Regions from separate parts of the Homo sapiens genome. Here all the other regions are linked to region 1. Evidence: chromatin contacts called from ENCODE Hi-C or POLR2A ChIA-PET data. All regions are on one chromosome and are shown on one strand. The core of a region is the stretch at or near the end of the contact, and the rest is flanking DNA. Distances in the headings are between cores, read along the strand shown. Region 1 holds the start of EPSTI1 (epithelial stromal interaction 1). Region 2 holds the start of SLC25A30 (solute carrier family 25 member 30). Region 3 holds the start of TPT1-AS1 (TPT1 antisense RNA 1). Region 4 holds the start of FOXO1 (forkhead box O1).

The links. A loop is a pair of places that touch in the nucleus more often than their neighbours do. ChIA-PET counts read pairs that join two places held with the same protein, here RNA polymerase II (POLR2A). Pooled maps may share reads with other maps.
Region 2: a pooled map shows a loop between it and region 1 (11-fold over the local background). The contact joins the promoter of SLC25A30 here to the promoter of EPSTI1 in region 1. A Hi-C loop is called at or near these places in 1 of 37 single-sample maps with no recorded cell type and 6 of 50 pooled maps. POLR2A ChIA-PET finds 5 or more read pairs at or near these places in 1 of 52 experiments (CD4-positive, alpha-beta memory T cell).
Region 3: a pooled map shows a loop between it and region 1 (10-fold over the local background). The contact joins the promoter of TPT1-AS1 here to the promoter of EPSTI1 in region 1. A Hi-C loop is called at or near these places in 7 of 50 pooled maps. POLR2A ChIA-PET finds 5 or more read pairs at or near these places in 2 of 52 experiments (activated CD4-positive, alpha-beta T cell and endothelial cell of umbilical vein).
Region 4: a map of naive thymus-derived CD4-positive, alpha-beta T cell shows a loop between it and region 1 (7-fold over the local background). The contact joins the promoter of FOXO1 here to the promoter of EPSTI1 in region 1. A Hi-C loop is called at or near these places in 1 of 168 maps with a recorded cell type or tissue (naive thymus-derived CD4-positive, alpha-beta T cell), 1 of 37 single-sample maps with no recorded cell type and 6 of 50 pooled maps. POLR2A ChIA-PET finds 5 or more read pairs at or near these places in 1 of 52 experiments (WTC11).

Annotation. Positions count from the first base shown.
Region 1 is chr13:42,990,720-42,994,059 of GRCh38, forward strand. It overlaps EPSTI1 (epithelial stromal interaction 1), which reads right to left and starts at 1,522. Exons shown (of 11, transcript NM_033255.5): 1 at 1,259-1,522. The coding sequence starts at 1,446. RefSeq lists enhancers at 1,536-1,655, 1,916-2,155.
Region 2 is chr13:45,416,283-45,419,622 of GRCh38, forward strand. It overlaps SLC25A30 (solute carrier family 25 member 30), which reads right to left and starts at 2,091. Exons shown (of 10, transcript NM_001010875.4): 1 at 2,018-2,091. It overlaps SLC25A30-AS1 (SLC25A30 antisense RNA 1), which reads left to right and starts at 1,880. Exons shown (of 2, transcript NR_047031.1): 1 at 1,880-2,456. RefSeq lists enhancers at 1,446-1,495, 2,306-2,495 and silencers at 1,726-2,055, 2,096-2,195.
Region 3 is chr13:45,339,605-45,342,944 of GRCh38, forward strand. TPT1-AS1 (TPT1 antisense RNA 1) reads left to right here and starts at 1,741. Exons shown (of 11, transcript NR_024458.1): 1 at 1,741-1,783. It overlaps TPT1 (tumor protein, translationally-controlled 1), which reads right to left and starts at 1,579. Exons shown (of 6, transcript NM_003295.4): 1 at 1,438-1,579; 2 at 1,108-1,181; 3 at 390-580. The coding sequence starts at 1,465. LOC124903169 (a long non-coding RNA gene) reads left to right here and starts at 1,830. Exons shown (of 2, transcript XR_007063781.1): 1 at 1,830-2,026. RefSeq lists enhancers at 649-1,438, 3,018-3,340 and silencers at 1,336-1,405, 1,486-1,595, 1,756-1,955.
Region 4 is chr13:40,664,800-40,668,139 of GRCh38, forward strand. It overlaps FOXO1 (forkhead box O1), which reads right to left and starts at 1,842. Exons shown (of 3, transcript NM_002015.4): 1 at 784-1,842. The coding sequence starts at 1,413. RefSeq lists silencers at 1-470, 991-1,040, 1,131-1,270, 1,501-2,030 and an enhancer at 2,681-2,730.

The sequences.
Region 1 (3,340 bases), core at 272-2,771:
GGTACTTTCCAAAAGCTAAGGGATGAAAGAAAATCTACTGTTTATCGGCCATAAGGTTATATACTGTTTCTTAGCAACCAGGGTTTGTCTTTCAGAGACTAGAAGTCGATGAAAAAGGAGAGACTAAAAATAAAACCATCTGGACAGTTCCAATTCACAGAGGCAGCACTTCAAAGGCAGTGATGTTGTGATAAACCATACTGTTGAGTTAAAGTTCATTCCATTGGCTAGAAAGAGAGGCTCATGACACTTGCTTAATAAATGTTTCCCGGATACTCACTGCAGTCCCTGAACCAAAGACCAGGAATAAAAGCTACCTATCTGTTCCTGCATAGAGCACATATCAACATCAGGGATGAGAGGTACTATGGTCACTCACCTCCTCACTCTCTCAGCTCCACTCCTCTGGTTGTAAGAGGCTAGTTTATCTGCGAGTCTTGCTGGGACGTAGGCTTGCTCCTACCTAGAGGCAGAATTTGAACCTTCTACCCCATATCACATTTCTTGTTGACCCTTACCTGTTAGTGTCTGATACAGTAATTCCGTTTAGGACACCAAGTTTTGTTTTTCTGTTTTGTTTTGTTTTGAGACAGTCTCGCTCTGTTGCCCAGGCTGGAGTGCAATGGCGCAATTTCCGCTCACTGCAACCTCCGCCTCCCGGGTTCAAGCGATTCTCCTACCTCAGCCTCCCAGGTAGCTGGGACTACAGGCACGTGCCATCACACCCAGCTTATTTTTTATTTTTAGTAAAGACTGGGTTTCACCATGTTGGCCAGGCTGGTTTCGAACTCCTGACCTCAGGTGATCTGCCTGCCTTGGCCTCCCAAAGTGCTGGGATAACAGGCTTGAGCCAACGCGCCTGGCCCAGCACCAAATTTTTAAAAACAGTAAGGGAAAAGTTATTTCCATACTGGTTGGAGTATGAGTTCTGGAGATACCTGGAAAATGACATCTTACTGGATGCCTAGGCAGTTCCGACACACCCATATCTTTCAATCCTGTAGCCAGTCACAAAAATCAGGAAAGTAGTATTCCTGGAAGGAACCGGGCTGGTTATTTACCAAAGGACTGCAAACTAGCCGACTCAATTTATAAGGTGCGGCATGGATACTTTCATTTAAGCAAATGAGCTTTCATTCAGTCAAAATCCCTGTTGTTGGGCCCCTGTGGTTTTAAACTCCAAGGACCAAGGTGCTTGTGAGTGAGTATGTTTGGGGCCCGGGCTCCCGCCCCGAAGCCAGGTTGTTAAAATACTCACCGCCTCTGGCCCGCGTGCACGACGCTCTCCCGCGAAGGGCCCTTAGGGGCTGCCTCCAAACCCTCTCTCTGGTCTTCCACGGGGCTCAGCTCCCCTTGCCGCCCAGAAGGGTCCTGGGGATCCCGGGTCGGGCGGGAGGCAGGGGAGGCGCCGAGCCCGGAGTTCACCACTCTATTGCGGGTGTTCATGGTTCACAGCCCGCGGGTCCCGGGCCGCCGTCGCTGCGGGAGGGATGCGGCTGGGACGCTTAGCGAGTCTCAAGATGGGATTCCAAAGTGCAGAGGCAGCGGTTTTAACAGCTGAGTTTCGGTTTCTCAGAATCAGCAGCAGACTGCGCCCGCCCCAGAGAACTTCCCCACGTATTCTCCACTGAGGCCCCGTCCGACCTTATCGCGGGTTAACAGCCCAGGATGTTGACTTGAGCTGGCTTGGTCGGCTACAGGTGAGACGGTTTAAAGTCTCACAATCACCTTAGAGGTTAATCAGAATAACTGGGATCAGCCACGGACACCTGGTGAGCGATTAGCCCGCAGAGTGACTACAATCCTGAAAGATACTTGAGAAACTGTTTAACAGGCAACTCTAATTTGAGGTTACCGCTGGATATTTGAGACTGTAAAAAATATATTAACCTTAAAATACCAGAGATTAGGTCAATAACTAAAATCATCTCAACAAAATGTCGCCTTTTATCAGTAATGACTGCTGTGTGGCTGTTACCAATGCACATACTTTCAAGTTAGAGGAAATGGAAACTGAAATCAAAAGAAAACAAAAACCTACAAAGCCGGAGAAGTAAGCTAAGGTAGACATGATTCTCCAGGCAGCCTTGCTAAGTAATTGACTAGACATTCGAGAACTATTAAAAATACCTGCTCTGTGCAGAACAGTGTGCAACGGTGATGTGGGGACATTTTAAAATATGGATGTGTAAGGCTCAGTTCCTGTAGGTTCAGGGGTGAGCTCTGGCATTCATATTTTTGAAAAGCTCCCAGATGATTCTGATGTGTGCCAGGGTTGGTCACCAGGGTCACAATGCCGTCTACACAAAGATGAGTGAAGGCTCTTCCCTCATGCTACCTGCATTCTAGGAGTATCCTAGTAGACAGGTAAACAAATGGGAATGCCACTTTGGGATAAATGAAATGACAGGCAGCTGTGGAGGCACAGAGAAACTGGGGATTAGCCCTCTGAGTAATTCAGGAACAGGGACATTTGAGAATGAGCCACCAAAGACATAGGAATTCACCAAGAAGAAGGAGATGCTATGGCAGAGGCTTGTCACTTAAAATGACATGGTGTGTACTTAATTCCAGGGGTTGTCATGTGGCTGGAGCACCCCAGTCCTAGGTCAGCAAGACAGTTAGGAGCTGGACTGTCTTCCTTATATTATTGGTGCTTAGAACAAAAAGACACATACAGGTTTGATAGCTAATGAAAGAATGAAATTGAAGGGTGGGCCAGGGTGGGACAGGAGAGGAGAAAATAATGACAAGGAACATGGTAGGAAAGTCAGTCAGGATTTCTATGCCATCCTAAGACATTAGGGTTTTGTAGAGTAGGCCAGAGTTTCACAAATTTCAGTAAGCATCAGAACCACTTGGAGGAGGGTGCGTTAAAACAGATTTATGGCCAGGCACGGTGGCTCACTCCTGTAATTCCAGTACTTTTGGAGGCCGAGGCAGGAGGATTACCTGGAGATCAGGAGTTGAAGACCAGCCTAGCCAACGTGGCGAAACCCCACCTCCACCTGGGCGACAGAGAGAGACTCCATCTCAAAAATATATATATATAGTTTCTGATTCAGGTCTGGGATGGGGCCCAAGGATTTGCATTTCTAACAAATTTCCAGGTGATACCAATGATGCCAGTCTCAGGATCACCCTTTGGGAACCACTGTTGTAGGCAATGTGGAAGGCACAGGAAGTTTTTCAATAGGGCAGTTACTCAATAATATCTGTTTTACAAAGTTAGCTTCTAACAATGTGAAAACGGAGATTGAAAGATGAAGAGACTGAAATCGGGAAGATAAATTCAGAGCCTAGTTACGTCTAGGTAAGAAATACAGATCTGAGCTAAGGC
Region 2 (3,340 bases), core at 841-3,340, 2.4 Mb after region 1:
CTGTAATTCTAGCTATTCGGGAGGCTGAGGCAAGAGAACTGCCTGAACCTGGGAAGCGGAGGTTGCAGTAAGCTGAGACCGCACCACTGCACCCCGGCCTGGGCAACAAAAGCAAAACTCCATCTCAAATAAATAAATAAATATATAAATAAATACAAAAAAAAGTGAAAAATACAAAGTAAAAAAACAACAACAAAAATGTTAGCTGGGCTAGTCACACATACCTGTAATCCCAGCTACTTGGGAGGCTGAGGCTGGAGAATAGCTTGAGGCCAGGGGTTCAAGACCAGCCTGGGCAACAGAATGAGACGACCACCTATACTAAAAAAATCCAAAACATTATCTAGGTATGGTGGTACGCGACTCTAGTCCCAGCTACTCCGCAGGCTGAGGTGGAAGGGGCACATAAGCCCAGGACTTCAAGGCTGCAGTGAGCTAAGACCATGACACTGCACTCTAGCAGCCTGGGTGACAGAGCAAGACCCTGTCCCAAATAATAAATAAAGGTTAAAAACAAGTTTTCTGAATGAAATTGTCTATACAAATTAAGAATTTCAAAGGATTCTCCCTACACTTAGGATATATGCTAAGTTACACATCCTGTCTACATTTTCTCTTACATGGTTGCTTAGTATTTATTTTCACCCACCTGACCTCATGTGTACAGCTGTAAAGGGAGGTAATTAAATATAATACTAGCTGTTCGTACTTTTGAACGCTTTCCAAGTTTCTCTTATTTATTTATTTAGAGGCGGAGTTTTGTTCTTATTGCCCAGGCTGGAGTACAATAGCATGATCTCGGCTCACTGCAACCTCCGTCTCCTGGATTCAAGCGATTCTCCTGTCTCAACCTCCCGAGTAGCTAGAATTAGACATCCGTCACCACGCCCGGCTAATTTTGTATTTTTAGTAGAGACGGAGTTTCTCCATGTTGGCCAGGCTGGTCTCGAACTCCTGACCTCAGGTGATCCGCCCGCCTCGGCCTCCCAAAGTGCTGGGATTACAGGCCTGAGCCACCGCTCCCAGCCGTTTCTCTTATTTAATTCTTGGTAAGTTCTTTCAGTTTTACTTCCTGTTCCCTTTTTAGTCTTAAGTCTTAAAACTGTAATTGCACAGCCTTTAATGTGCTCTCATACATTTATTGTTCCTTGCTGGACCGACTGCCCTTTCAATAATGCCCTTTCATGAACTTTTCCTATTTCCTATTCTTTTTAAAGGTGCAGAAGGAAAACTAAGCTCATCACAGACTTACAAAAAGCCGGGTTTAAAAGAAATCTTCGAAATTATCATCTCGTTTCACGTTAATTAACTGAGCCCGCGGTCACAAAGCTTCGCAACGGCAAAGCCAAAAGCAAGATTCATGCCTTTCAACTTTCTCACTACCCAAGTAGCACCGCAAGCCGAATCCGCAGGGCAGTGCCAACATTGTTTGCTACTCTTGCGCAGAACAAAAATGCTAATCACTGCAACTGCTTTACATGAAAGTGCACCTAGAAAGACTTCAAAACCCAGAGGTACATTAACTTTCCAGGCAAGTTCCTCCCAGCCTGTGTGCCACGAGCGATTCCGAATGTGGTGTGCCCTCTCCCACAGTGCGAAGCTCGCGGGCGCTCAGGCTGCCGTTTGAATGAACGCACGAGTGGGAGGGACGCACAAGCAGGGTTGCAAGCCCGGGGCTCGTTAGCAGACGCGGAGATGCCAGGACGGGCTTCGCACTCGGATCTGAATGACCCTGGAACAGGAATCACCCCACGCCAACAGCGATGGGGGCCCCGCGGCACCGGCCCGACCCAAGGAGGCAGCAGCCCGAGAAGCAGAGCCCTGTCCCCAGTCCCCGGAACCTCGCGCCCCGCCGAGCCCGGCCCGGCCTGCGAAGTGGAGAGCACAGGCAGCCCCGAGCACGCCCGGTTGCAAAGGAGGCTCCTCGGAAATCGCAGCCCAACCTTACCCCAGGCCCGGGTTCCAGGAGCCGCAGAGAAAGCGGGGCCGGCAGGAGGAGGCACGGGCCAGGACTTACCTGGCGGCAGCGGCCCCACACCTCCTCCAACCCGGACTCAGTTGTAACAAGAACCTGAGGCCGCTGGAGAAAAGGAAAAAATGCCGTCGCGGGCGGGGCAGACCCACGAGCCTGCACGCAGCCCCGCGCCGCCCCGCCCCGTCCGCGCAAACACGCGACCTCCTCAGCTCCCATTGGTTTCTGCCAGCACTAGCCACACCCCTGACAGCCCCAGATGGGGACACGGAGGGGCGGGGCCCGTCCCAAGTGCCCCTCAGGATCTTCCCCTGCCGCTGCCTGAGGGAGCTGCCCGGGACTCGGTGACACCTGATGTGGCCTCCGATATCGACTGGGAGGTGGAAGAGAAATTTGGGGAACGCATCGAGAACCGTGGAAAAGCAACCTTCGCAGGGGGCAACCTTCTCACGGTGCCCCCGTGAACCTTCACAGTTGGATGGAAGTAAACTTGCCCTTATTTTTTTATACCCCAGCTTTTAGCTTGAAAATATACAGATTAGCCGGGCATAGCGGCGGGCGCTATAATCCCAGCTACTTGGGTGGCTGAGGCAGAAGAATCGCTTGAACCTGGGAGGCGGAGATTGCAGTGAGCAGAGAGCGTACCACTGCACTCCAGCCTGGGCAACAAAGCGAGACTTCGTCTCAAAAAAAAAAAAAAAAAAAAAAAAAAAAAAAAAAAAAAAAAAAAGCCAGACCTGGTGGCGGGTGCCTGTAATCCCAGCCACTCGGGAGGCTGAAACAGGAGAATCGCTTGAACCCGGGAGGCGGAGGTTGCAGTGAGCCAAGATCGCGCCACTGCACTCCAGCCTGGGCGACAAAGTGATACTCCCTCTTAAAAAAAAAAAAAAAAAAAAAGAAAGAAAATGTCCAAACAGAACAAAAAATTAAAAGAACCGTACTATGAGTAGAAATCTTTACATATATATCTAATATACATATATGTAAATATTTATTTATATATTAATATATAACATTTTTAACGGTATGGCAGTGTTTGTGTTCAAGCATACCCAGGTATATTTTTGTTTTGTTTTGTTTTTAGACAGAGCCTCACTCTTGTTGCCCAGGCTGGAGTGCAATGGCACCATCTCAGCTCACTGCAACCTCCGCCTCCCAGGTTCAAGTGATTCTGCTGCCTCAGCCTCCCGAGTAGCTGGGATTACAGGTGCCCATCACCACGTCCGGCTAATTGTTGTATTTTTAGTAGAGATGGGGTTTCTCCATATTGGTGAGGCTGGTCTCGAACTCCCGACCTCAGGTGATCCGCCTGCCTCGGCCTCCCAAAGTGCTGCCATTACAGGTGTGAGCCACGGCACCCGGCTGTGA
Region 3 (3,340 bases), core at 491-2,990, 2.3 Mb after region 1:
AAAACAACATTTCATTAACAGGTTGAAGTATTGAATTTTCAGTAAAATCAATTTTTAAAGTAAAAAATATCCAAGCTTAAAAAAAGAAAACACTGAAAAAGGCAACCAGCTGTTAAGAAATTACTAGTTCACAGAAGGTATCTTTCAAGAATGTTTACATTTCTTGTTGACTATTTTCAAAATACTATTCTAATTCTAAACGGAAACAGACTGCAGGCTTCAGTATGCTCATATTATAGAAAAGCAACCACTCTTTTCCGTGAACTCATTAATAAAAAAGCAAGGACTTTCACAAAAGTATACCCACTGCGAAAGAACCTCAAAAGTTAGCCAATCTTTAAATCCTGTAAGATTCTAGACATCAGCTAGGTACTGCCAGTATCACTTACGATTTCATGTAATCTTTGATGTACTTCTTGTAGGCTTCTTTTGTGAAACTTGTTTCCTGCAGGTGATGGTTCATGACAATATCGACACCAGTGATTACTGTGCTTTCGGTACCTTCGCCCTCGGGGCCTTCAGCGGAGGCATTTCCACCAATGAGCGAGTCATCAATGTTACCTTCTGTCCTACTGACCATCTGCATTAAGAAAAAGCAGTATAATTGCAAAAGACACAAACGCATCCAAAGCACCTTCCACGCCAATAGTTCACGGATAAGAAGTATTCTTAGTTCTTGCTGAAAATAAAAAAAGCACCATTTTGGGAATAAAGTTGTGACCCGTGGATTTCTCAAAACGACCTAACTTAAAAGAGTTGTCTGTTGGCCGGAACAAAAAATGGGGTCATTAAAAAGTTGTTTCCAGTTGCGGGCATGTGATGCCTCCGGTTGGTAAGTGGGGACAGGACAAACACGAAAGGACTCCAGGCTCCTAAGCCGGAAGCATCATGTCCCGGACAACCCCGGGAGGAGGATGGGCGCCGAGGCGGCGGGCCTATTTCCAGGATCAGCTCCGCCTCCAGTTTTCTAGAAAAACCCAAGCCCGGAAAGAGCGTCTCCTCCGCCAGGAGGCGGCGGGGAGGATTGCACAACCTCAGGCGGGGGAGCGGAGGAAACCCGAGCCCGCTCGGCCCGGACTCCCCCACGCGCAGGCCCGACCGACTCACCTTCCCCTCCACCTCCAGGCACAACCCGTCCGCGATCTCCCGGATCTTGTAGATGTCGGAGAACATCTCATCGTCTGCCGGATACACAGAGCCGCCCATCACCGTGCGCCTGGCGCCGCCATTTCCCGCATTTCCCGCGCCGGCGGCCGCACGCGGGATCTGCCCCTCCGTAGCACACCAGAGCTGGGCGCGAGCCCCGGGCACCGACCCCTCCGCGCTCGGCTAAGACCGCCGGCGTCCCCTAGGCCCGCGACGGCTGCGCCTTCCCCGCCCCCACCCGCACCCCAGACCCCCGTGTGCGGCAGTAAGGATAGTGCAGTGAGGACTCACGGCTGATGAGGTCCCGGTAGATAATCATGATGGCGACTGAAGGGAGACGACGACGGCGCTAGCTTAGCACGAGCCTGAAACTCGGAGCGAGCGCGGTGCAGCCGGAGCGGCGCTCGGGGGGAGGGGGGAGCGGGCGGAAAAGGCCGACTCAGCCGCTCCCCAACCTCATATAGAGGGCACGTCCCTCTACGTCATCGCCCGCTGCGCCTCCGGAAGCGACGCAGGCGGTGACGTGGCACGAAGAGCCGCGCGGGGGCGGGGCCACAGCGGGGGCGAGTCGGGGAGGTGAGCATCCGGGGACTTGAGGCGGAGACACAAGGCTCCGTTCCACTGGGCACGCCAGCGGGTAGGGGTGGGGGCGGGGAGGTGCGCGCGCAGCGTGGGAGGAGGCCAACTCTCGGGGCGCTCCCTAGCCCTGGGTGGGTGGAGCGGGGGAAGCGGAGTACGTTGGACCCGGCTCCGCCCTACCCCACGGGGCCGCCTGGAGAGGTGCTGGGAGCTGGGTGGAGCTTAGAGGAATTAAACTTTGGCCCTGCGCCTCGTCCAGCCTAGGTTCCACCCTTTTCTGGGAACGTGAGTATCAACCAAGGTAGGAGAACGTCGCATTTAGGGAGGGTCAGGCCCTCTGGCCTGGGGTAGATCTCGGGACTGCCCGAGGGCCTCTGACAACTTTTCAGCATCTGCCCCAGGGCTGCCCCAGCTGGAGTTTTTGGGACGCTTTTGTGGGGGCACCGCTGAGTCCGGATAGTGGGACCCAAGTCGTCCTGCTCGGCCCCTGGGGAATAATCGTGTGGGGCGCAAGGTCTGTGGGAAGGGACTTGGAGAGGAGGGAAGATGTCACGGGAGTCTGCACAGGGTTTCCATGTGTTCCAATTTTGTCCCATAATTGAAAGCTTGTGGCATTCTGTGGCGGACGGCTACGGAGCTAGCTCTTCCCTTTACTATTTCGCACTTGGTCTTGGAAAAGTATGTTGTCGCTTTAAGATGAAGTTGAAATTTTATCCCTGGTGCTAGAGGGTCACACAAAGGGAGTTTCCCACCTGCCCCACCTGTTTTTTGAAGGACTTTACACCCAATTACTAAGTATTAAAACAAAACAGGTCCTGCATGGTAGCTCATGCCTGTAATCCCAGAACTTTGGGAGGCAACTACTGAAACCCTGTCTCTACACACACACACACACACACAAATTAAAAATTAATTGGGTGCGGTGGTGCCTGCCTGTAATCCCAGCTATTAGGGAGGCTGAGCTGGGAGGATCGCTTGAGCCCGGGAGTTGGAGGTTACACTGAGCTATGATTGCACCACTGCGCTCCAGCCTGAATGACAGAGCAAGACCTTGGCTCAATAGCAAAACAAAACTTCCGTATTTAGTCACATCGTCACATCTTTGGCATAAGGCAAAGATACATGCCAGTATGAAGTCTGAAAGCTTGTTCTATTTCGCAAATATTTTGTGCTTTGTATCCCTTAGAACTAGGATTTGCACCAAGATTCCAATTGTGAACAAGTTCGATCCAGTCCTACTTATAGAAGTGTTCATTCTGGTAAATCAAAGTATCAGACAATTATAATACATTAACAATTGTTCATAAATCCAATAATATAGCATTCAGCAGAGTAAGAATGCAACCCTTGGGAAAGAGCAGGACACAGGATGGCAATTGGAATGATGGAAAAGTCAAAATGCAAGAGCCAAGAAATTAACCCCTTTAAGAAGATGGGGGGACTGGGCGTGGTGGCTCACACGTGTGATCCCGACACGCGCCTGTAATCCCGGCTACTCGGGAGGCTGAGGCAGGAGGATCGCTTGAACCCGGGAAGCGGAGGTTGCAGTGAGCCGAGATCGCGCCATTGCACTCCAGCCTGAGCAACAAGAGTGAAACCCCGTCCTCCCCCACCC
Region 4 (3,340 bases), core at 592-3,091, 2.3 Mb before region 1:
CCCTCCCACGCCACCGCCACCGCCACCGCCACCGCCCGCGCCCGCCCCCGCCGAGGGTCACACTTGAACTTTAGCTCGCCCCGCGCGGCCAGGCGCCGGCGCTCCGCAGGCGGTGGCCGCCCCTTCGCACGTGTCGGAGGCACCACCTCGGGCTCGGGACGCCGGGCCCCCGGCACTCGAGGCCACTCCGGAGAAAACCAAAACAAAGCAAAATGCGCACCGCCTCCAGAAACTGCCCGGCAGGCCCTGCACCGTCCCCGGCCGGTCGCGCCCTGCCTGTCCCCTCCACCTGCAGCCCGGTCCCGGGGCAGCGAGGCTCCGGGGCCCCTCGCCGCGCCCTCCCCCGCCGCGCCCGGCGGAAACAGCTCCGCGGCGCGGCCGGAGAGAACCCGCCCTCCCCCCGCGGAGGTCCGGGAGGGAAGGGGCAGCCGAAGCAGTCGGCGCGGGCCGGGGGTTGCCGCTCCCAGCGAACCCCTTTCTCCTTTCACTGGCAAACTTTTCGGCCTCGCTCTGACGTCCACTTCTTGGCGCACTTTCTTTACTTAGTTCCCCAACGAGCCCCTTACCGCGTCCCACGCGAACTCCTGACTGGCGCGCACGCACACCTACTGCCGTCCCCGACCGGACCCGGGCGAGGCCACCGCGACCACCGCTTCTCGCCCGCCCTCCTGGGAACGCGCTGCCCTCCTGCTCCGCACCTTCAGGCCGAGCAAACCTGCACAGCTGCGCCCTCGCCTGACCCACCGCGCCCCCAAGGTCCGGCCGCGCGCCGAGTCCACTCACCTTCCAGCCCGCCGAGCTGTTGCTGTCACCCTTATCCTTGAAGTAGGGCACGCTCTTGACCATCCACTCGTAGATCTGCGACAGCGTGAGCCGCTTCTCCGCCGAGCTCTCGATGGCCTTGGTGATGAGGTCGGCGTAGGACAGGTTGCCCCACGCGTTGCGGCGGGACGAGCTGCTCTTGCGCGGCTGCCCCGCGAGCGGCCCAGCGGCGGCGGGGGGCACCGGCGGGTGCTGCGACAGCGGCCCGGGCGGCGGGGGCTGCGGTGGCGCTGGGTGCAGGCAGCCCGCCTCCGGGCCCTGGAAGTCCCCGCACAGCCCCCCGGTGGCGGCCGCGGCGGCCGCCGCCGCCACCGCCGCCGCCACGGAGCCGGGCGCCTGCGGGAAGTCCTCGCTCTCCTCCAGCAAGCTCAGGTTGCTCATGAAGTCGGCGCTGACAGCGGCAGCCGAGGCCGAGGGCAGGCCCGCCGCGGCGTCGGGGTTGGCAGCCGCGCTGCCCGACGGCGCCGGGCTGGAGGTGGCCGAGTTGGACTGGCTAAACTCCGGCCTGGGCAGCGGCCAGGTGCACGAGCGCGGCCGGGGCAGCGGCTCGAAGTCCGGGTCGATCTCCACCACCTGAGGCGCCTCGGCCATGGTGACCCCCGCCCCTCCCCCAGCCGCAGGAGAGCCAAGAGGGGGAGAACGCAGCACTGGGGGCGGACGGGGAGGGGGCGCGAAGGGACGGTCCGAGATTTGGGGGAACGAAGCCGGTGCGGCGAGCGGACGGAAACTGGGAGGAAGGCGCGGCGGAGTGGAAGCGCGAGCCCAGAACTTAACTTCGCGGGGCCATCCACATCGAGGCTCCTCGGGGTCCGCCGCACGGACTGGACGGCCGGCCAGAGCCGCCGGGCCGGGGCAGAGCCTGCGCCGCGCTCCAGCTGACAGGGCCGCGGACGGAAGGACGGACGGACGCCGCGGGCCGCTTGCTCTCCCCAGCGGCGCGCCCGCTGCGCTGCTGCCTGTTGAATGTGGCGGCTGCGGCAGCGGCTGCTGCGACTACCAGGCCGCCCGACTTACGGGATCTGCCGCCGCCCCCCGCCCGCGGCGGCGCGCGCGCCGGCCCGCCCCTGACCGACAGCCCGCGCGGCCAATGGGCATGCGGCACCGCCGCCCGGGCAGCCAGTGGGCGCCGGGCTGGGTGGGGCCCGGTTTTCCACGGGGAGGCGGCGGTGGGCTGGTGGGGGGTAGTGGGGTGTTTTTCTCTTTCACACACTCACCTCCTTTTTTTTTTTTTGGATCTCTATTATTTTCTGGTAATTCTCGAGTGTTTCTGTGATTCTCTCGCCTTCTCAGTGTTTTGATTGCTAGGAAGCAAACCAGCGTGGAGGCGCCGGCGACACTTTGTTTACTACGGAGCAGCAGAGCCGAGTACTCGGGAAGCCCGGGTGGGAGGAGGCGCTCGCTGCTCCCTGACCTCCGCTGCGGGCCGAGCCCGGCGGGCTGGCAGGGCAGGGGGCCGAGGGCCGGGGGCGCGGGGTGGGCGGGCGGAGGCGGCCGCGAGGAATTCTACTCAATCGCTCCCTCCTGGCTCCACCCACGATGTCTTTGCTGAACGACGTGGGGAATCGGTGGGTTTTGTTTTGGTTTAATGTTTTCTTTCGCTGCGATCTGTCAAGTCCTCCGGCCCCCTCGCGAGCGGCACACGCCCCCCACCCCCGGCGCCGCGGCTCCTGCAGTCGAGTCCGCGCCGAGGGACCCTTCTCCGTGCCCACCGGTCCGCACCCCCGGGCTCAGCCTGTGCCATTCGGTCTAGCCAGAGGCGCGTCACCCAGCCGGCAGCCCCCAGCCGGATTCACTGTATTCTTGACCTTTTTTAAAATGCTAGAAATGAGGAACAGGGGCTCCGGCGCGGGGAGGAGATTATCTGGCCTCCCTGAACACACGAATCCAAAGGCACCCGCGACCGCATGCCCTCCGTGGGAACCTCTTCCCCTGGGCGGGAATCTCCCGCTCCGTCCACTAAGTCCAGGGCCGGCAGCGAAGGGCTCAGGAGCGCAGTTAGAGAGAACCAGGTCATTTTATTACTTATCCCTAATTAAATTTAGCTGTTTGTTACTTCTTTTTTATTTGCAACGGAAGTGATCGGGTGTTAAGTAAAAACGCAAGGGGGGCGGGAGATAGGACCAAAGCCTTGGGGCGCAGCCTGCCCCACCCCCAAATTCCTTGAGGCTACTTGCTGTGTGTGTCAGTCAACCCCCCACCCACACCCCACCTTTCCTCATCTGGGCTGCAGGTCCAGGACATCCTGTCAAGGATCAGTGGGGCCAAAGGTGGGAAGATAATGGCCCTTGTGTCTCAAGCAGAAGAAACAGTTTTCCAGTTTTGTTTTGTTATGCTTTTGCTTTTTTAGGAAGAATATGGAAGGCATTTCCTTTTAGAAAGATGGGACCACTTAGGATGGAAGATGGACAGTAGGGTTTTAAATATCTTGTCCAAAAGGACAGCTTCCAACTCTTGTTTTTTAATCCCTTTCTTTCTTACAAGTAATTCTGCAATGGAAAAAGTGGCATCTAGAGAAAAT